Regions from separate parts of the Homo sapiens genome. Here all the other regions are linked to region 1. The links are chromatin contacts, found by Hi-C or POLR2A ChIA-PET in ENCODE. All regions are on one chromosome and are shown on one strand. Each heading gives the region's core, a stretch centred on a gene start or an enhancer-like site at or near the end of the contact. The rest is flanking DNA. Distances are from core to core; before and after follow the strand shown. Region 1 has its middle 150 kb from the start of ZNF365. Region 2 has its middle 120 kb from the start of ADO. Region 3 has its middle 97 kb from the start of ADO. Region 4 holds the start of ZNF365 (zinc finger protein 365).

The links. A loop is a pair of places that touch in the nucleus more often than their neighbours do. ChIA-PET counts read pairs that join two places held with the same protein, here RNA polymerase II (POLR2A). Pooled maps may share reads with other maps.
Region 2: a pooled map shows a loop between it and region 1 (11-fold over the local background). The contact joins two enhancer-like sites. A Hi-C loop is called at or near these places in 5 of 37 single-sample maps with no recorded cell type and 11 of 50 pooled maps. POLR2A ChIA-PET finds 5 or more read pairs at or near these places in 3 of 52 experiments (GM12878, activated B cell and naive thymus-derived CD8-positive, alpha-beta T cell).
Region 3: a map with no recorded cell type shows a loop between it and region 1 (7-fold over the local background). The contact joins two enhancer-like sites. A Hi-C loop is called at or near these places in 2 of 37 single-sample maps with no recorded cell type and 3 of 50 pooled maps. POLR2A ChIA-PET finds 5 or more read pairs at or near these places in 2 of 52 experiments (GM12878 and common myeloid progenitor, CD34-positive).
Region 4: a loop to region 1 is called in a pooled map, with 2.5 times the contacts of the local background. The contact joins the promoter of ZNF365 here to the enhancer-like site in region 1. A Hi-C loop is called at or near these places in 5 of 50 pooled maps. POLR2A ChIA-PET finds 5 or more read pairs at or near these places in 2 of 52 experiments (activated CD8-positive, alpha-beta memory T cell and activated T-cell).

What each region holds. Positions count from the first base shown.
Region 1 is chr10:62,523,469-62,528,947 of GRCh38, reverse strand. No RefSeq gene overlaps it. Among named protein-coding and RNA genes, the nearest start is that of ZNF365, 150 kb to the right of the region's middle. RefSeq lists an enhancer at 1,398-1,617. Within about 2 kb of position 1,492, at least 5 of the 41 ENCODE cell types and tissues checked have a DNase peak (open chromatin) inside an H3K27ac peak, as active enhancers do; they include GM12878, where a contact is called at or near this core.
Region 2 is chr10:62,679,907-62,684,789 of GRCh38, reverse strand. No RefSeq gene overlaps it. Among named protein-coding and RNA genes, the nearest start is that of ADO, 120 kb to the left of the region's middle. RefSeq lists an enhancer at 3,226-3,405. Within about 2 kb of position 3,334, at least 4 of the 41 ENCODE cell types and tissues checked have a DNase peak (open chromatin) inside an H3K27ac peak, as active enhancers do; they include GM12878, where a contact is called at or near this core.
Region 3 is chr10:62,705,192-62,710,030 of GRCh38, reverse strand. No RefSeq gene overlaps it. Among named protein-coding and RNA genes, the nearest start is that of ADO, 97 kb to the left of the region's middle. Within about 2 kb of position 1,295, at least 2 of the 41 ENCODE cell types and tissues checked have a DNase peak (open chromatin) inside an H3K27ac peak, as active enhancers do; they include GM12878, where a contact is called at or near this core.
Region 4 is chr10:62,371,407-62,376,332 of GRCh38, reverse strand. ZNF365 (zinc finger protein 365) reads right to left here and starts at 1,964. Exons shown (of 5, transcript NM_014951.3): 1 at 1,875-1,964; 2 at 1-152. The coding sequence starts at 139. It overlaps LOC283045 (a long non-coding RNA gene), which reads left to right and starts at 1,206. Exons shown (of 4, transcript NR_104162.1): 1 at 1,206-1,462.

The DNA.
Region 1 (5,479 bases), core at 243-2,742:
TCAATTCTTTTACATGTGACATTATCTTGAGTAAATTACCTATTGAGACTCTGTGTGTCAGTACTCTTACCTTCACGATAGGGACACAGGTCAGAGATAGCAATTAGTAATTAGTTAGAAATACATTGCAGTAGTCTAGGAAAGAAGTAATAGTGGCTCAGATCAGAGTAGTCATCATAGTAACACAGAGAGCCTCTTTGGCTTTTTTCATCTCACATTCATAGTCTATCCACCTTGATTTTCAAGATAAACAAGAGGATGTGGTCAAACAAAAAAGAGTCACTGTTTCAGTTCTTTTTTTTTTTTTTTCTGCCTCAAACAGAACCTTGATCTTTGTTAAAGTTCAGTATGAGGAACTGGTTTTGAATATTCGAGAGAAGAGAAAGTTTAGGAGTGAGGCTAGAGTAGGGCTGGAAACAGCATAGTTGTCTTCAAATAGCTAAAGGACTGTTTAATAGAAGAAACACTAAATGTATTATAAGCAAGCAGACACAAATAGAACTAAAGGAAAGACATTACAAGGAATCAGTTTAGCTTAATGGCAGGAAGAACTTGGTAATGGTTAAAGCTGTCTGTCTTAGTCTGTTTTCTGTTGCTTATAACAAAATACCTGAAACCGGGTAATTTATAAAGAAAAGGCATTTATTTGAACAGCAGGAAAATGGTGGATAGAAGGCAGGACTAACTTCCAGCTCCCACTCAGATGGACAGAGCAGCTTGTGGAGATGCACATTGTAAACTTTTACTCCAAGAACTACTGCAGGAACATACCCGGAAAGCCTAGAGAATCCACAGACCCTTTGAAGGAAGCAGATTGCTCCTGCAGGCCCCAGAAGATGGTTGAAAAAATGTGAGTGCCCAAAGTGTGAAAGGGGGATTGTCTGCCCTTGAACACACACCTTCACGGGGGAAACTGAAGGTCCAGATAATGGGAGAAGGATTTGATCTTACCTAGAGTTGAGACAAATTTAGAGAGCTAAGCAAAATACAAGGGTAGAAGTAGTGGGAAGAGCCCTGTGGGCTCTCTCGGTCCCCAGGGAAGCCATTTCTGACTTAGTCTCACAGAGATCCTTGGGAAGGGCTGCCAGAGGAACTGGGAAAAGACCACAGGGAGAAAGAAACTTCCAGCTGAACTTTGTAACAATTTCAACTGAACACAAATTTCCTCGATAGAAACTGGGGGAGGAGGTGAATCGGGAGTGGATACACAGCACAGAAGCCGCAGCAGGCAGGGAGGCACAAGACCTGAAAGCCCTGCTTGCTTTCTCAGCTAAAAGGCTAGTAGCCTGTGGCAAGTTCTCAGCCCTGCTCACTGGCTGCCTGGAAATAAACTCAGTGCTGTTGGTGGGGGCATGGTGGGAGTGAGACCAGCCTCTTGGGCTGCATGGGAGCTAGGTGAAGCCTGTAACTGCCAGCTTTCCCCGACTTCCCTGGTGACCTGCATGACACATCAGAGGCAGCTACAATCCCCCTGGGAACATAACTTCACTGGCCTGAGAACCACATCCCCATACCCCACAGCAGCTGCAGCAAGCCCCACCCAAGGAGAGCCTGAGCTCAGACAGGCCTAACCCTGCCCCGACCTGATGGTCTTTCTCTACCCACCCTTGTAGCCAAAGACAAAGGACATAATCTCTTCGGAGCTCTAGGGCTCCACCCACTGCCTTGATCCTCCCTATACTATGGCAACTGATGCTCCCCTGAAAGTGCCACCTCCTGGCTGGAGGCCAACAAATACAAAACTAGTGCAATAGACAAAACTACAACTAAGGACCCTCACAGAATCCATTTCACTCCCCTGCCAACTCCACCAAAACAGGTGCTGGTATCCAAGACTGAGACACCTGAAGATGGTAGACATGAAAATGGTTCACATCACAGGACTTTGGTCAGACACTCCCCAGTACCAGCCCAGAACCCAGTAGCTCCACTGAGTGGCTACATCCAGAAGAGAAATAACTGCAGTTTGGCTCTCAGGAAGCCACATCCTTAGGGGAAGGGGAGAGCACTACATCAAGGGAGCACCCCTTGGGACAAAGAATCTGAACAGCAGCTCTTGAGTCCCAGATCTTCCCTCTGACATAGTCTGTCCAAATGAGAAGGAATCAGAAAAACAGTTTTGGTAAAATGACAAAACATGTTTCTTTAACACCTCCAAAAGATCACACTAGCTCACCAGCAATGGATCCAAACCAAGAAGAAGTCTCTGAATTGCCAGAAAAAAAATTCAGAAGGTCGATTATTAAGCAAATTAAGGAGACACCAGAGAAAGATGAAGTCCAACTTAATGAAACCAAAACAATGATACAGGAAATGAAGGTGATATGGTTTGGCTGTGTCCCCACCCAAATCTCATCTTGAATTGTAGCTCCCATAATCCCTATGTGTCATGGGAGGGACACAGTGGGAGGTAATTGAATCATGGGAGCAGAGTTTTTCCCATGCTGTTCTCATGATAGTGAATAAGTCTCATGAGATCTGATGGTCTTATTAAGGGCAATTCCCCTGCACATGCTTTCTTGCAGCCATGTAAGATGTGCCTTTGCTCTTCCTTTGCCTTCTGCCATGATTGTGAGGCCTCCCCAGCCATGTGGAACTGTGAGTCCATAAAACCTCTTTTTCTTTATAAATTACCAAGTCTTGGGTATTTCTTCGTAGCAGTATGAAAATGGACTAATACAGAAGGGAAAAATCTTCGGTGAAATAGCATAAATAGAAAACAATCACAATTTTTGGAAATGAAGGACATACTTAGAGAAATGCAAAATACACTGGGAAGTCTCAGCAACAGAATCGAACAAGCAGAAGAAAGAACTTCAGAGCTCAAAAACAGGTTTTCAAATTAACCCAATCCAACAAAGACAAAGAAAATAGAATTTTTTAAAAAATGAACAAAGCCTCCAAGAAGTTTGGGACTATGTAACTAAACCTAAAAATAATTTGTGTTCCTTAGAAAGAAGAAATCTAACAAGTTTGGAAAACATATTTGAGGGAAAAATCAAGGCAAACTTTCCTAGCCTTGCCAGAGACCTAGACATCCAAATACAAGAAGCTCAAAAAAACACCTGGGAAATTTATCACAAAAAGATCATTGCCTAGGCACATAGTCATCAGGTTATCTGAAGTCAAGATGAAGGAAATAAATCTTAAGAGCTGTGAGGCAAAAACACCAGGTAACCTATAAAGGAAAACATATGAGATTAACAGCAGATTTCTCAGCAGAAACCCTACAAGCTAGAAGGGATTGGGGCCCTATCTCTAGCCTCCTTAAACAAAACAATTATCAGCTAAGAATTTTGTAACCAGTGAAACTAAGCTTCATAAATGAAGAAAAGATACAGGTTTTTTTTTAGACAAACAAATACTAAGAGAATTCACCACTATAAAGCCTGCACTACAAGAACTGCTAAAAGGAGCTCTAAATCTTGAAACAAATCCTCAAACTACACCAAAATATAACCTCCTTAAAGCATAAATCTCACAGCACCTATAAAGCAAAAACATAATAAATAAATTTTAGAAAACAAGGTATTGAGGCAACAAATAGCACAATGGATAGAATAGTATCTCACATCTCAATATTAACATTGAATGTAAATGGCCTAAATGCTCTACTTAAAAGATACAGAATGGCAGAATGGATAAGAATACACCAACTAAGTATCTGCTGTCTTCAAGAGACTCAAATAACACACAAGGACTCACATAAACTTAAGGTAAAGGGGTAGAACAAGATATTCCATGCAAATGGGCACCAAAAACAAGCAGGGGTAGCTATTCTTTTGTCAGACAAAACAAACTGTAAAGCAACAGCAGTTAAAAAAGACAAAAAGGAGCTGGACACAGTGGCTCATGCCTGTAATCCTAGCACGTTGGGAGGCTGAGGCAGGAGGATCACCTGAGGTCAGGAGTTCAAGACCAGCCTGGCCAACATGGTGAAACCCTGTCTCTGCAAAAATACAAAAATTAGCTGGTATGGTGGCATGCACCTGTAATACCAGCCACTCCGGAGGCTGAGGCAGAAGAAGCACTTGAACCCAGGAGGCAGAGTTTGCAGTGAGCCGAGATCATGCCATTGCACTCCAGCCTGGGTGACAGAGCAAGACTCTATCTCAAAACAAACAAACAAACAAACAAACAAAAAACAGACAAAAAGGGACATTATATAATGATAAAACGATTTGCCCAACAGGAAAATTTCACAGTCCTAAATATATATGTACCTAACACTGGAGCTCCCAGATTTATAAAATAATTACTACTAGACCTAAGAAATGACATAGACACAACACAATAACAGTGGGGGACTTCGATACTCCACTGACATCACTAGATAGGTCATCAAGATGGAGAGTCAACAAAGAAACGATGGGCATAAACTATACCCTAGAACAAATGGACTTAGCAGATATTTACAGAACATTCTAACCAACAACTGCAGAATATACATTCTATTCATCAGCACATGGAACATTCTCCAAGGTAGACCATATGATAGGCCACAAAACAAGTCTCAATAAATTTAAGAAAATCAAAATTATATCAAGTACTGTCTCAGATGACAGTAGAATAAAACTGGAAATCAACTCCAAAAGGAACCCTCAAAACCATGAAAATACGTGGAAATTAAATAACATGCTCCTGAATTACTGTTAACAATGAAGTCAAGAAGAACATTAAAAACTTTTTTTTAACTGAATGATAATAGTGACACAACCTATCAAAACCACTCAGATACAGCAAAGGTGGTGCTAAGAGGAAAGTTCATAGTCTTGAATGCCTACATTGAAAAGTCTGAAACAGCACAATTAGACAATCTAAGGATACACTTCAAGGAACTAGAGAAACAAGAATAAACCAAACCCAAACCCAGTGGAACAAAAGAAATAACCAAGATCTTTGCAAAACTAAACGAAATTGAATCAAACAAACAAACAAAAAAAGATAAATGAAACAAAAAGCTGGTTCTTTGGCTGGGAGCAGTGGCTCATGCCTGTAATCCTAGTACTTTGAGAGGCCAAGGTGGGTGGATCACTTGAGGTCAGGAGTTCGAAACCAGCCTGGCGAACATGGTGAAACCCTGTCTCTACTAAAAATAAAAATTAAAAAATAGCCAGGCGTGGTGGTGGGCATCTGTAATCTCAGCTACTTGAGAGGGTGAGGCAGGAGAATCACTGGAACTCAGGAGGTGGTGGTTGCAGTGAGCCAAGATCGTGCCACTGCACCCCAGCCTGGGCAACAGAGTGAGACTCCATCGCAAAAAAAAAAGAAAGAAAAAAGAAAAAAGAAAAAGCTGGTTCTTTGAAAAGATAAATAAAATTGATAGACCATTACTGAGATTAACCAAGAAAAAAAGAGAGAAGATCCAAATAAGTTCAATTAGAAACAAAATGGGAGAGATTATTAATCCAACCATTACCACAGAAATACAGATAATTCAGGGCTACTGTGAAGACTTTTATGTGCACAAACTGGAAAA
Region 2 (4,883 bases), core at 2,085-4,584, 150 kb before region 1:
AGAGTTAACTGGTCACCATGGGATTGTACCCTCCTTGCAAGTCTTACTGTGCTCAGTGTCTTGATTGACTCTATCTCATTGGGCTGAGTGGAGACAGAAAACTGGACCTGCATTGGCAACCTCTCTGCCCTGGCCTGCAGCTGTTCTGTGCTGGGCCTGGGGAGACCAGGGACACCTATCTGCTGGCTGACACAGGAAAGGGAGTAAACACTGGGAAGGGAGATCCTGAACCCTTCTCTTGTGATCCCACACATAGGCTAAGCAGGTAGCCACCCATACAAAAGTGCAGAAAGGTAGGGCAACTACATAATTTATCATTTCCATAGGGTTGCTTCTGAGAGTGAAAAGGGGCACTAAATAGTTATGTTTGGGCAACAGGCAAGAACTGGGCACCTTGATCTCAACTCAATCAGCAGACATTTCCTAAGCAGCTCTGTAACAGGCCTGTCCCTTCCATAATTGGATACAGACATGTCAACAAGTAATGACAAGATTGAGTTAGGTGGAACTCTAATAATGGAAGCAGGTGCAAAGGCAACAAAAAGAGGGTGAGGTTAGTCTCTGGGAGCAGGAGTGGGGGAGTAGTTGGGAAGCCTTCAAAGCAAGGGGCTTTGTAAGATAAATGTTTCATAGGCATATAGATGACGGAAGGGATTCTAGAAGAGAACAGCAAATGTAAAGTCACAGATACCTGAAAATACACAGCACATGGGAAGGGTTGGAAGAAAAGTGGCATTGATGGTGAGCAAAGTGTGAAATAGGAGTGTCAGGACTCAGGCTGGCTGAATCCAGGTTGTGATGCCACATCAACAGGCTTGGACATACTTGTTAGAGCAGGAGTGGCAAACTGTGGCCCTTGGGCCAATTCAGCCTGCTGCCTGTTTTTGTGAATCAAGTTTTATTGGAACACAGCTGAGCTCATTGATTATATACCATCTACGGCTGCTTTCACACAATAACAACAGAGTTGAGTAGTTGCAATAGAAACTAACTGTAGGGCCCACAAAGCCTGAAATATCTACTATTTGTTTCTTTATAGACAAAGGTTGGCAAGCCCTGGCTAAAAGCCATGGTGGAAACATTGAAGGACTTTAAGTAATGATGTAACTATATCTCTGATTTAGAAAGATCTCACCATGTCCGGTGGGCAATAGACTGGGGAAGGAAGGAAGGTGGGAGGCTACAGTGACAGGCTTTGATTCATGCAACCAACCTTTTCCGAGGGCCCACTTTATGCCAGACACTGTGCCAGACTGGAATGCAGAGATGAGGTCACAGTCCACTCCTTATGACCACTGCAAACAAGAAAAGGTAAGAGCCTGGACCAAGGTGGTAGAAATGAAGATGCATGGGAGGGGATAGACCAGAGAGAGGTTTAGAGAGGTAAAGTGAGAGATTCTGGGGCTCCAGTTTTGGGACCAGATGGTTGGAAGTATCCTTCCCTGAGGTGGGGACACTCAAGGAGAAGCAGGTTTGCTTCCACTTCACTCCCCCTTAGCCTCTTTGAACTCACTGCACTTGCCCTGTGAGATGAAGTTCTTAAGAGATTTCTAGAGATAGAGAGGTTTTAACTGGGTTTAGATTTATCTGAGACAGACACCTGAACAAAAACTAAGTTAACCAAGTGTTGCCATCTGAATTCATTGTCACTTAGGAAAGAGCAAAGCCCCCACTGAATTTGAAAGAAAAGGTCCTGCATGGGCCCATGGAATAGCTGCTCCCCTGAGCTGACAGGTGGAAGGGACTGACTTCCTCATGCTTGTAACCCCCATAGGTCCTCCACAGATGTACACTGGATGAAAGTATGAGACCAAATGACTTAGGGTCTTGGCAAATAAAGATGGCACACTCAAGGGCTTCAGAGACTGAACACTCCATCTCTCACTCCTACCCTCTCATCTGCTGGTGTCATCCATTGGCTGCACTCCATCAGACCCCCCAGTGGGGGACCCAGATAATGCAGCAAGTGGGGCCATCTTCCTCCCCCACAGAGCCTGGAACAGAAGAGCCTTTTTGTGGTTCCTTTTAGTTTTGCCAAGCTTGGTGTGATCACACTTTCACTATTGAATTGTTAGTAGCATTACTGAAGTACTTGGACAACACATCATTATTTAGATAAATAAATATTTATTGGTTGCATATTCTTGCAAGCAGTTCTGGAGCACCTAAGAAGAGCCAGGTACTTTACCATGAGTCACATACAGAGATGGCTAGAGGGTTTTGCAAAGATATTGCCATCTGTGGGCATCCTTGTACACAAAGCTTTTGAGTATTCCAGCAGCATAGATTACTGGAAGTGGAATCCTGGACCAGGGCGAATTCATAGTTTACATTTGGTAGACACTCACAAATCACCTTTCTAAAAGGGCTGATGTACACTCTACAAGTATTTGAGCATGTCTTTTTTTGCCACGCCTTCTCTTGGTCCCTGGTGAGGTTAAGCATCTTTTCATATGTTTTTCAGTTCTTTGTAATTTTTCTTTTGTGAAACACAGTGGTTTAGAGCTTGATGTCTGAAATCAGACTGTTAGGTGGATTCAAACTCTGTCTTTGCCCCTCATGAGCTATGTGATCTTGAGCAAGTTATTTAACCCTTCAGTACTCCCATTTCTCATGTGTAACATGAGGATAGTGTCATTAGCTACTCTTTGGGGTTTTGCAGTCTAAGTACTTACATAGTGCCTGACACAGGGTAAACTTGATGTAAGGGTTGGCTATTGTAAGATTTGACCATGTCTTTTTGCCTATTTTTCTTTCCTGGTGATGTTAAAGTGTGACCAGAGTTAAAGACTACCAGGCAGAAAGCAGCCTGTTTCTGTGGCTCTTGTTTTATATGTATATGCACAGAGTAACAAGACTGAATCAATCTATTTCTGAAATGGTCTTCTGGTTCCTGTGTCATGATGTGCACTCAGATGATAACATTTCACTTTCCTACCTGGACCACAGATAAGTGTGTGTGCTGATGAGTGGAGGGTCATTTGACTGCTTCGGCTCTCCTGGCATCTCTGGAATTCTCAACTGTTGGAATTTGACCAGAGGTTCCCCCAGAGTAAGTTTGCTCCAGGGAGTGACAGCTGCCCCCTGTGCATTGTTCAGGGCAAGCCTAGAGGTCCTTGAGCCTTTGCTCTGGCGGCCAGCAGATGGAACTGCTGGAGCTCCGGGCTGTAGGAGGCCAGGTGCTCTGCGCTCTCACTTGCAGCGGGCTGAGGGCTGTGGTTGTGGCTGCCTGAGCTATTGCTGCCATTGGGGAGATCACACGCCCACAAGGGGAATGCCTCAAGTGAATGAAAAAAAAAAAATTAAAGGAAGAAGAGAAAAGCTCCTTCCTTTATAGGCCAACCTCACAGTTACGCAACTCTGACTGTACATTTTCAGACTTTCCGTGCAAGTGAAGGTCACCTTAAGATAGATTGAAAAGCATGTATCATAGTCATAGGAAAGTTCAAGAGTGTGAGGGTGTCTGAGGCATTACTTGGTGGTGAATGTGTGTGTAGATTTCCTATAGTGAGACTGGCTTACATGGGCAATGGAAGGAAGTTGCTGCTGGGCCACCAGCAGGGCCAGCATGGGAACCACCAGTGCTGTCCTTAATTGATGCCAAGAATTGTCCAACGTGTTAGCATTAATTCTCATACTAATACAGCAAGGAAGATATTATTAGCCCAATTTTATTGATGAGGAAATTAAAATCAGAAAGTTTAACTATAAGACCCATCAGCTAGAAAGCAGTGAGGCACATTTTTGAAAGTAGGTTTTTCTGATGTCAAAGTTCACATTCTGTCCACTGCCCAATGCACAGAGTTGCAGAATTTAGAATTCAAAGGGACTTTAGAATTCACAGCTTCTCTGTGCCCAAGATCACAAAGTTTGCGGCAACCTTGGAAATAGAATCTTCATCTCTTATTTTTTGTTTGTTTTTGGTTTTGCTTTTTAGGGTTTTTTGAGACAGTATCGCTGTGTTGCCCAGGCTGGAGTGCACTGGTGCGATCTCGGCTTATTGCAACCTCCACCTTCTGGGTTCGAGTGATTCTACCTCAGTCTCCCGAGTAGCTTGGATTACAGGTTTGCACCACCCATGCCTGGCTAAGTTTTGTATTTTTAGTAGAGACAAAGTTTCACCACATTTTCCAGGCTGGTCTGCAACTCCTGTCCTCAAGTGATCTGCCCACCTTGGCCTCCCAAAGTGCTGGGATTACAGGCGTGAGCTACTGCAACCGGCCAAGTATCTTCTACCTCTGATTCACATGCAGGCATACCCTGTTTTATTGCACTTTGCCTTACTGTGCTTTATAGATATTGTGTTTTTTAACAAATTGGAGATTTGTGGCAACCCTGCAACAAGCAAGCCTACTGGCATCATTTTTTTCCAACTACATGAGCTCACTTCATGTCTCTGTGTCACATTTTGGTAATTCTCACAACACTTCAAACTTTTCATTATTATTATTATATGTTATGGTGATCTGTGATCAGTGATCTTTTATATCACTATGTTACTATTATAAGTGCTTTGGATCACTGCAAATCATGCCCATATAAAATGGTGAACTTAATCGATAAATATGGTGCGTGTTCTGACTGCTCCACTGACTGGCAGTTTTCCTACCTATCTTTCTCTCTTTGGGCCTCCCTATTTCCTGAAACACAAAAATATTGAAATTTGGCTAATTACTAGCCATATAATAGCCTCTGAGTGTTGAAGTGAAAGGAAATGTGTGTCTCTCACTTGAAATCAAAAGCTAGAAATGATTAAGCTTAGTGAGGAAGGCATGTTGAAAACCAAGATAAACAAAAAGCTAGGCCTCTTGTGCCAGTTAGCCAGGTCACCAATGCAAATGAAAAGTTCTTGGAGGAAATTAAAAGTTCTTCTCTAGTGAACA
Region 3 (4,839 bases), core at 46-2,545, 180 kb before region 1:
CTTAAAAGCAGTTAGCAGTCCCATACTTGCTCTTTCGCAGAGCACGTAAGGCCCTTCACAGTCTTAAAACAGTCTTTTCTTAACCTCAGAATCTCCCTGTGTCCTTATTTCCAGCCATGCCAAGCCACTCATTGCTCCTCTTAGAAGTGTTATGTGTTCACATACTTCTAAACTTCATATTGGATACTGTAGATATAGTGGTTTGTGAACATATGCTGTGCTGCCACTTCTCATGAACTCCTATTCATCTTTTAAGGCCCATATCAAATGTCACCTTCTCTGGAGTGCCTTTCCTGATTCCTTATAAAACTCTTTCATTTTACTATAAGTACTCTGTTAGTACTTTCTAGATTCTTTTGCTAATAGTAATTATCACACCATTTTATTGATTTGTTCATTTGTATGTTTCTTAACCATTTTTTTCACTTATCTTGTATACTTTGGTCTTGGCATGGGATAAGCATTTAATAAAAGTTTGTTTTGACTGTGCAAATGAACATTACACTGTTTTTTGGTGGACATCTATAGCTGACGTTTCACCGCATGTGATACCATGGCCACAGGACTTTTGGATTTGTGGGTTTTGCTTAGTTACAACAGTAAGTCACTTTAAAAAATATTTTGTTTCCAATAATAGATTTATTGAGTCATAATAGTCATCTCTAGGTCGAAACAACTAGAATATAGAGTGTACTGTTGGCTCATAGTATCTTTTGGGGTCCCACTAGTCTATCTTAAAAAGTCATTCAGCCCCTCTGTAACAGAATCTCATTGACTAGGAGATTAATGAGAAATTAGCCATGACTAGGCTTGCTGAATTAAAATTGGAAGCAAGGGTTATTACTAGAGATGCTGGGTTTATGGTAGATGAAAGCATGACCAATCATTACGAACTGAGGGGTTTTAGAAACACAGATTTGTTGCATTTCATTAACTAGTCTCCAGACATCTGTATTAGCACTTGTTTGCCAACAATTTACTAATCATTTTATGTGTCTATATCTTACTCTCTCAACTAGCTCAAAAGCAATCTGAGAGAATGAATTATGCATTATCTAATGTAGGCCACAAGCTGAGCATCCTGATGGCAAAATATTACCTGGCATGGCCCTTTGGAACATTTACAAAATGTGGAGGGATACTCCCTGCATCGTGGGAACACAGGCTGTAGTTTAAGCTGCTCTGAAAGTGGAACACTCCTCTTCTTCCTCCTACAGTAGGGCTCAGTGAGTTTTGTTTTGTTTTCTCTATATTTGGCTCTGTGGGAAATCATCTGACCTTGGGTCTTGGGCAGGGACTAACGGGCACGTGAGATCTTGAGGTTTCTGGTTCAGGATACGATGGAAAAAAATCAACCAACTGATAGACTTTAGTTAACACAGAATGAACTGGCTGCCATGAAAATATACCCAAAAGGCTCACAGAAAGGATATTCCTGACTCTGGTCCAAAGGAATTTACATGCAAAACAGTCTCCCAGAGACAAAACCCAGGAACCATTAAAAACAAATTTTCTCTTAGGAGTTAGTATACACTTTTAAGGAGAAGAGCTAACCTGTGAGGATGAGCTTTTAGGAGAACTTGTCCTGGAAGCCTTTCACTACCATGTTGCTCTGGCATTGCAATGCATGTCAGAGATTAAGTATATTCCTGTATCTATGACACCAGGAGAGATGGAATCAAAATACACAAATACATAAAATTCATCTGCTGGTGCAGCAAGAAAACACAGATCAATCAAGACAATAGATTTGGCTCCTTTGTGCTTTAAAAAGCAAGAAAATAAACTTTAATGTTACTATACCCGTTTGGATTCCAAAAGGATCAAATGGCATTTGAATAGTTCTAGATGAAAAGACAAATACTTAGCAAATATATTTTCTTCACTGGTATTAGGCTGCAGGCATTCATGGGAGCTAGGCTACTTATAGTCTCTGCTTTGTATATGTATATATATAAATATATATTTAGCATCAGTAGAGTAGGGGGTTGGCAGGGTGAAAATAGCCTTACACTAATTTTAGATAATTTGCATAGCATTCTCGGAACATGTCTCTCTATGACCTTAATGAAATGAACAACTGGGCTAAGGAGAACAGGGCACAAATGAGACTTTTTTGTGGGGACCTTTCAGTCTTTGCCGACAAAATACATCTATCAATAAGGCATACCTGAAGGAAGCACTTGGAGGGTCTTTATTGCATATGCCAACTGGTTGTTTCTCTATGTAATAACCTTTTTGATAAGCTTTTCGGTAAGGCTAAGTTGTTAGAGAAGAAGCTTTCAATTATTCTCTGTAAGGTGATGGGACATGTCCATATTTAGGACAAATGGATGGAGCTACACTGTGAATAGCTATAGTTCCTAACGAATCGTAAGTGGCAAGATTGCCACTTGCAGATCCCCTGTGTGGTGTAGGCATGTAGAAGGAGAGTGGCAAAAGGCATTGAATGGATTGATTATTTTGAGGCACTCTGATGTTTTTTCTGTGTTTTTGAATGAAGTACAACCACAACCACATCTCTTTATGATAGGCATAGAGGTATGCATGCCACCCATATTCAGAAGTAAGCCAACCTTCTTTAACTACTAAGAATCTTCTAGAGCAGATAAATATAACAAAGTTAAGTTTTTAAAAGAAAGCATTTTTGTGTTTCCAAACAATGCAATTATTCTATTAATTTAAAACCAAACTCAACCAAATGCCTCGCTTTAAATAAACACTTTGAAATACCTTTTGCCCTTTATTTTTGTTTAAAGCTTTTAAACCTCTTTAGCTAGCTGGTACAGAACAATACTGAAGTTTACAAAATTCACCCAAACCTAGGACATTATAAATGCCTTAACAATGCCTAAGAAAACTCCCAATTCCCCGTGTGATTCTTGGATCAAAGACACCAGCAGTTGTGAACAAAATGCCAACAGGCCAGAGTTACTACTATGTAGCATTCCACAGTGAAAGTGTGGCCATCCCACATGTCTACCTAAATACATAGGTAAACTTTTCCCTAACTCAAATCCTCTATTGCCAATCAGAACTAGGTTTTATTAAATTTTATTAAAATTTGTCAAAGCTGTTCTCTGACTGGAAACTTGCCTGCTGAGTTTTAGCCCAAGGCAGATTTTAATGGCCAAGTTCTACAGGCATCAAAGGGAGGAGGAGTCAGCAAGAGGATGCCTTCTCTTCCCAAATGGTGACAGCCTGCTCTCATGTGAAAACTCTATAGAAGCATCACAAGTGAGGAGAGACTGGAACATCTCTGACAGGCAGCCTGGAGTTGAATCACTGTCTCCCTTCCAGGACGCCACTCTGGCACAGGTATTTCATGCCCTTAGAAGTTTTCCAATCCTCAGACTGATCAAAGCACTTGGAAGTCAGGGCTAATTTCACCTACACACGTTCCTTCATCACAACTTGTGCCTTTCATGTTTAAATATCCTTCTTCTTAACTTGGATTTAGCATTGTTTATTCACTCATCATTCATTTTTCTCATTTTTCTTCTCCCTGCATGATACCCATGAAGGCAAAGGAAAGGAGATTGAGATGTCCAAATTGCTTCAATGAATTCTGAATTGTGAAGACATTTGAGCTTTTCCCTAAAAGTTTTTAATGAGAAAATGATGCACAGGATGGGCCACTGCCCAAATCTCACCTCTCCATTGTTCTTATCTTGCAGTAGGCATAATTTTAATTAAGAGAAGTTCCAAAGAGAGAAGAAGAGGACATGACTTACTTTATTAAATTTTCTGGGTGGTGAATACTGCTCAGAGATGCAGCTGGACCAATTATGCTAAAGTGCATTTCCTTACTGGTGGGGTGGTCCAGGAATAGGTAATCCCCAACCAGAAAGGGGTTGATGAAAATCCATGCATCTGCAGTACTCAAGGACAGCCACCGAAGGCATGGCTTCAAGGTTGGTTGACAGCTTTGCTCCTTAACCTCTCTGAGCTCAGGAAGCCAAGGAAAAGAGGCACACTGAAGCTGAGTTACCTAGGCTTGCTATGGTAATTTGGGGCCTCTCTATATGTGTGTGTTGCGGGAGGGGTTTAGGGAAGAATGGGCCTATAGAGTAGAAACATGACTCAGGCAATGGGTTAATCTATTTGGAGAAAGGTCAAACAATTTAACACCCATCACAGAAACACCAGCCTCCTATCCCTCCAACCACCCACACTAAGAGCTATATATATATATACACATATATATATATATGTGTGTATATATATATATATGTGTGTGTGTATATATATATATATATTCTGGAGCATTGACAGGAAAGAAAGGCAACACAAATTGGGGCTAAATATTTATTTCCTGTATGGCATTAACTCCTGAAATATTCACTGGCTGTGTCTTCAGCGAGGGTAGACTCAATGGCACATCTCTGGATCCTCACTGGCAGCCCTTTTAGTTGGTACAGATTGTCTTGCAAAAATGAAATCAGCTGACACCACTTTAGACTAGCGCCCACCCCAGACCAATTGAATCAGAAACTCTGGAGCTGGGAATTGCTCAGCTGGTGTTAATAGCACCCCAGGTGATTCTAATTTACAGCTGAGGGCGAACCAAAGAACCACAGCCTTAGACAATTCTACACACCCTGTGGATGCAGAATGAATGCAGGATGGCTGATTGAAAGCAAAGTTTGCACTGCTTTTCTCCATTCGTCCAGAAACCTATCTATCTAGACATGTATTAAGAGCCAGCCATTCTAGGTCCTGGGTTAGGTGGTAGATCTCACACTTCATTGTGCATGAGAGTCACCTGGGCACCTGGTTAAAATACAGAGTCTGACTCAAGAGATCTGGGGTGGAACAACGCGTCTCTGTTTTTAACAA
Region 4 (4,926 bases), core at 715-3,214, 150 kb after region 1:
GATGGGCCCTCAAGGATGACAAGCTTCTAAATCTGGTATGGTCTCCACACCTCGGGCAGCGTAATGGCAGGCACACAGCAACATTCTCAAAGGACTCCTGCCAGGGATATCTGCTTTCCTCAAAAGCCTTCTGTTGCATTACTCTAAAAGTCCTGGGAGGGGGGAAATAGGTAGTTTACAAGTCGGCTGAAAAACACACTACTAAAATGATTGCTGCTCATCTCCATGACAGCAGAGGCTTTTTGGTTTCAAGTGACTTTTGCACATAATATTTTATGTTGCACTTAAAACCTACAGCCCATGGGCCAAATCCATCCACATCAATTTCTGCATTATTTACTGCTGCCGTATCAATTTCTGTATTATTTATTGTAAACCACAATGGCAGTGGTGAGTAACTGAGACAGAGACTCTATGCTCCTAAAAGCTAAAATATTTACTACCTTTACAGAAAAAGTTTGCCAACTCCTACCTAGAATCAAAAAGGTGGGTAACATTCCCTCTCCACAGAAGAGAACACTGAAGCAAGGAAGTAAAGCCATTAATCCAAGGTCAGATGGAAAGTGGTAGATCCAGAAGTGGAATTCAAGTTTCCTCCCCTCCTGAATTTGGCACACTAAATGCAAAACCGTGCCCCATTTTAAGGATACAATCCGAGATGCGTGAACACAAGAACATATGAAAACTCACATGAATTGTCAAAATGGGTCCTAAGACAGCAAGCTCAGGACCTATCCTCAAGTACAGGAAAGATTACTCAAGCTATGCACAGTGGCATTAAGCCTGCAATCAGCTGAAAATTTTTCACCCTGAAATTTTTGCCTTTTTTTCCTTCAGGTATTGCTGTGATGACATAAACCAAAGTGCTAATCGTAACAATAACAGACCCCATACGTGAGTTTCACTGAAACCTGGGGACCCAATGTGTCAAATACCATTTGGCATAAGTGGGGCCATGGCCAAGATTTTTATTATAATAGAGTGTTCTGGACGGATTTGTCTTGTCTCAGATGCTATTTTATATGACAACCTCTAGGGATGGTCAGTGTGTGAACCAGGTAGGTATCAGCATACTCTCTTAATAACAGGAAGTTCTGGTTTCCTTGTAGGAATGCATTATCTTCACCCTAGCAACAGATGACTGTTGGCAACCCAATTCTGCAAGCAGTGCATATCTTCTATTCCTCCATGAAAGGTTTCTACTTAAATGTAACAAGCATTGGACCCGAAATGAGGGAGCCCAGCTGGGGTCTTTGGGTGAAAAGTGTCCTCAACCTCTTCAAAAGCAGAGGTGCAAATGGTCCCCAGGCAGCGAGGCAGGCAAGGCTTCTAGGTGAAGCCCCCGGCCCCCAGAGAGGGGAACCTCTTCCTGTGATGGGTACACCGGGATGTTTAACCACTGGTTTTCTGGGAACGAGATGCAAACCCTGGCTCAGCATAGGGCCAAAGACGCTGACAAGAGGTAAGGAAAGGGGAAGTCAGGATTCTAAGGGGGCAATGGGAAAAGGGTGGCATTTTGGATGGGGAAATGGGTAATCACACACTCCAGAGCACGCAGGCTTTTATGGGCCCAGAGGAAACCCAGTCCACTGGGCTGATGAAGAGCCCTAAGTGACTCTGCCAGAGAAGGGCAGGCTGGCAATGACCCTGCCCCGGGGTCCCAGCTCTCCCCGCCCCCTCTCCGCTGCGTGCCAGCCCACGGGTGCCAGAGTGGATTCGTGTGCACATGAGTTCCTGCTGGTGGGGGCCGGGAAGCCGGCTCTCCCAACTCCCCGCCATGCTGCGGGCTCGGGGACCCCCTCCCCAGCCCCGGCCACCCCGGCAGGTCCCCTCCGCCGAGCCGCGGGCGCAGATGGCCGGCGGCCGCCTCTTACCCGACTTGTTGCTGCTGCTGCTGCAGCCGCCGCCTCCGGTGCTGATGCTGCGGGAGCGAAGCGGTTTTCAGCAGAGCCGTAAATCAGACTGAGCCGGGCCGGCTCCCACTCCCCGCCGCACCTCCGCGCCGGGACCGGCGGCGTCCAGGGCGGAGCGAGGCGCGGCTAGCCAGCGGGGGCGGCGCTCGCGGGCACCGTGGGGCACCGCGCCGTGGGTGCGGGGGTTCCGGAACGCCGCGGCCCAGGGCTGCCACCTCCGCGGGGAACACCCTTGCTCTGCCCAGCTGGCGGGAGCATCATCTGCCCCCCCGCCACCCAGCCGGGAGCCCGATCCGACTCAGGATTACACTGACATCACTGCGAGAGATGCTGGGATCATTCCCCGGGGGAGGGAAGGAAAGACGCGTGTCAGCCTCGCAGTCGCGGCGCTTTCTGCAGGCCCTGGCAAGCTTTTTTGCACTAGTTTGGGGGGAGCGGGAGAGTGTGGATGAGGATGCAGCATAGCTGGGCATCTTCTTTGAAAATCTACCCGTTGGAAGGTCCGGGTATTTAATTAGGACCTCTTCATCCCAAGCAGCAGGGCGAGAATGTCCCAAAATAACTAACCCAGAGAGTACACTCCAGCCTTCCTAGCCAAGTGTCCTGAGGCTACGTTAACAGGCAGAACTAAATCTAGTAAAGTGCAGGGATTAATGAACAAACAGTTAAAGCAACAAGATCCCTCACCTACACCCCCATTTCTGAGGCGGACGCCCCTTTCCCTGGAGAAAAAATTTGTCCTCCTAAAGAGGGGATGTCCTGAAGAGAAGACGGCAAATCATTCCTTCTGAAGGACTCTGATGTCTCAGCTTGCTGGGCTTTTGCTTTTTTTTTTTTTTTTTTTTTTTTTTAACCTGTTTTGGTTTACCCCTACTGTAACTCCTGAAATGTGAAACCTAGATAAAAGTTACTGCTGGGTTTTCTTGTTCAAAGAAGAGAAGAGATTCTGTTCATCTGTAGACAGTTAATGCATCCTCTTGACTTCTCAGGGTGTCTTTTCTCAAGGCTTGCTGTTACTCATTTCAACACCCGATTTTATTTTAACGGTAAAGAGCTCAACAGTTATCTTAGTTGAAATTTTGTTTTGTTTTTGACAAATGAAAACAAATGAATTGCTTTGTTTTTTCACAAATGAATTATCACATCAAATGCAATGAAGATCCCAAGCTCTGGCATCAGACTTGATTCAAATCCTGGTTCTAGGGCCTGGGTCAAGTAACTAGACTTTTCTGTTCCTTCAATTCCTCATCTATGAAATGAAGATAATCAAGACCTACCTCTTAATATAGCGGTGGATCGAATGTGCTATGATGATGGAGGTAAAAACCCTGCCTGACAGGGACACACACTGATAAAGTCAGCTGTTATCGTTGTTGCTACTTCATTTATAATTATTATTAATTCCATAAAAAAGGGGCCTACACACATTTAAAAAGCAGGAAGGAGAAGAGGAATTAATATGTACTAACTTCTACGTAAATGGAGATAGGCTATTGTGCTGGGGTGTGTTTGCTTTGAAAATATTATATCTCATTGAAGTTACTTTTTGACTCGCTCTCAAGACTATTCCAAGAATCAATTTATTTAGTACAAAATCTTAAAGTCTGAAAGATACACTCATTGGAGTGCCAAGTTATCTCCGTCATCTTGTGAGGTGCCTGCAGGTTAACCTCTTACACCCACTGCCTTCATGGCAAAACATAACAAAAGCATGCTCTGGTCCTCCCTTCCCCCCCGCCCCTTTTTTTTTTTTTTTTTTTTTTTTGAGACGGAGTCTCACTCTGTCTCCCAGGCTGTAGTGGCGCGATATCAGCTCACTGCAACCTCTGCCTCTTGGGTTCAAGCGATTCTCCTGCCTCAGCCTCCCTAGTAGCTGGGATTACAGGTCCCTGCCACCACCCGGCCAATTTTTGTATTTTCAGTAGAGACGGGGTTTTGCCGTGTTGGCCAGGCTGGTCTTGAACTCCTGACCTCAGGTGATCTACCGGCCTCGGCCTCCCAAAGTGCTGGGATCACAGGCGTGAGCTACCGCGCCCAGCCAGCTCCTCCCATTTCTTAGACAGCTGCTACTTCTTTTTTGGTCCTAAGTTCCTCCCCTGTTAAATGAGAGGATGGAGATTTTCAAAGTCCTTTTCTCACCCTAAAAATATAAAATATTATCAAATAATTATGGAGAGGTTATTCTGTGCAGGGCCTAAAGCTGAGTATTGTGGGAAATTCAACTTGGTCAACAGGCATTTAGGACCTTAAGTGGTTCTCAAAGTGTCACTTGTGTATACCACCAATTACCTCATTTAATCTTTGAACACCTGTGAGGTAGGGAGGACCTTGTACACTCAGTTCTAGCCACCTTGGCATCCCTTTACTTAAGAGCCCTGCTTTTTCCCGTCTCTAGGGCCTCTTTATCTGGTAATGCCTACTCATCCCTCAGAGCTCATCCCAAGTATGCCCTCTCTGAGGAGGTCTTCCCTGACACTCCTGGACAAGGTTAGTGCGTACTAGGAAAATTTATTATGACAGGATTTGTCACAATAATTCTATGTGCTGGGTTATGGATGTAGTTGTCTGTTTAATATTTATGTCCACTGTTAAGTTGTAAGCTATGTGAGTCAGGGTCCTTGTCTGTCTTACTCTCCAGTATATTCCCAGGACTTAGCACAGTGCTGATCAAAGTGCTCAAAAAATATTTGTTAAAAGAATGAATGCTGAAGAAATAAATCCCCTTTCTACATAGGAGGAAACAGGCCCAAAGAAGTTAAGTAACTTTCTCAAGATCACAAACCTAGAACACATTACAGCCAGGATGGCAAACCCTGGGCTTTTAACCACTGTACTCATTGGCTTTCCAGTTTTTGATGAAGAAAATAAAGTTCTAGGAAGTAAAGTGACTTGCCTAAAGTCATATAGGTAATAAAGAATAAAATCAGGGTTAGAGTTCATGTCTTCAAACACTGATGTTTTTCTATGCCACATTATGCTGTTTTACTCTGCCCTCCAGGCACTTACAACTAGT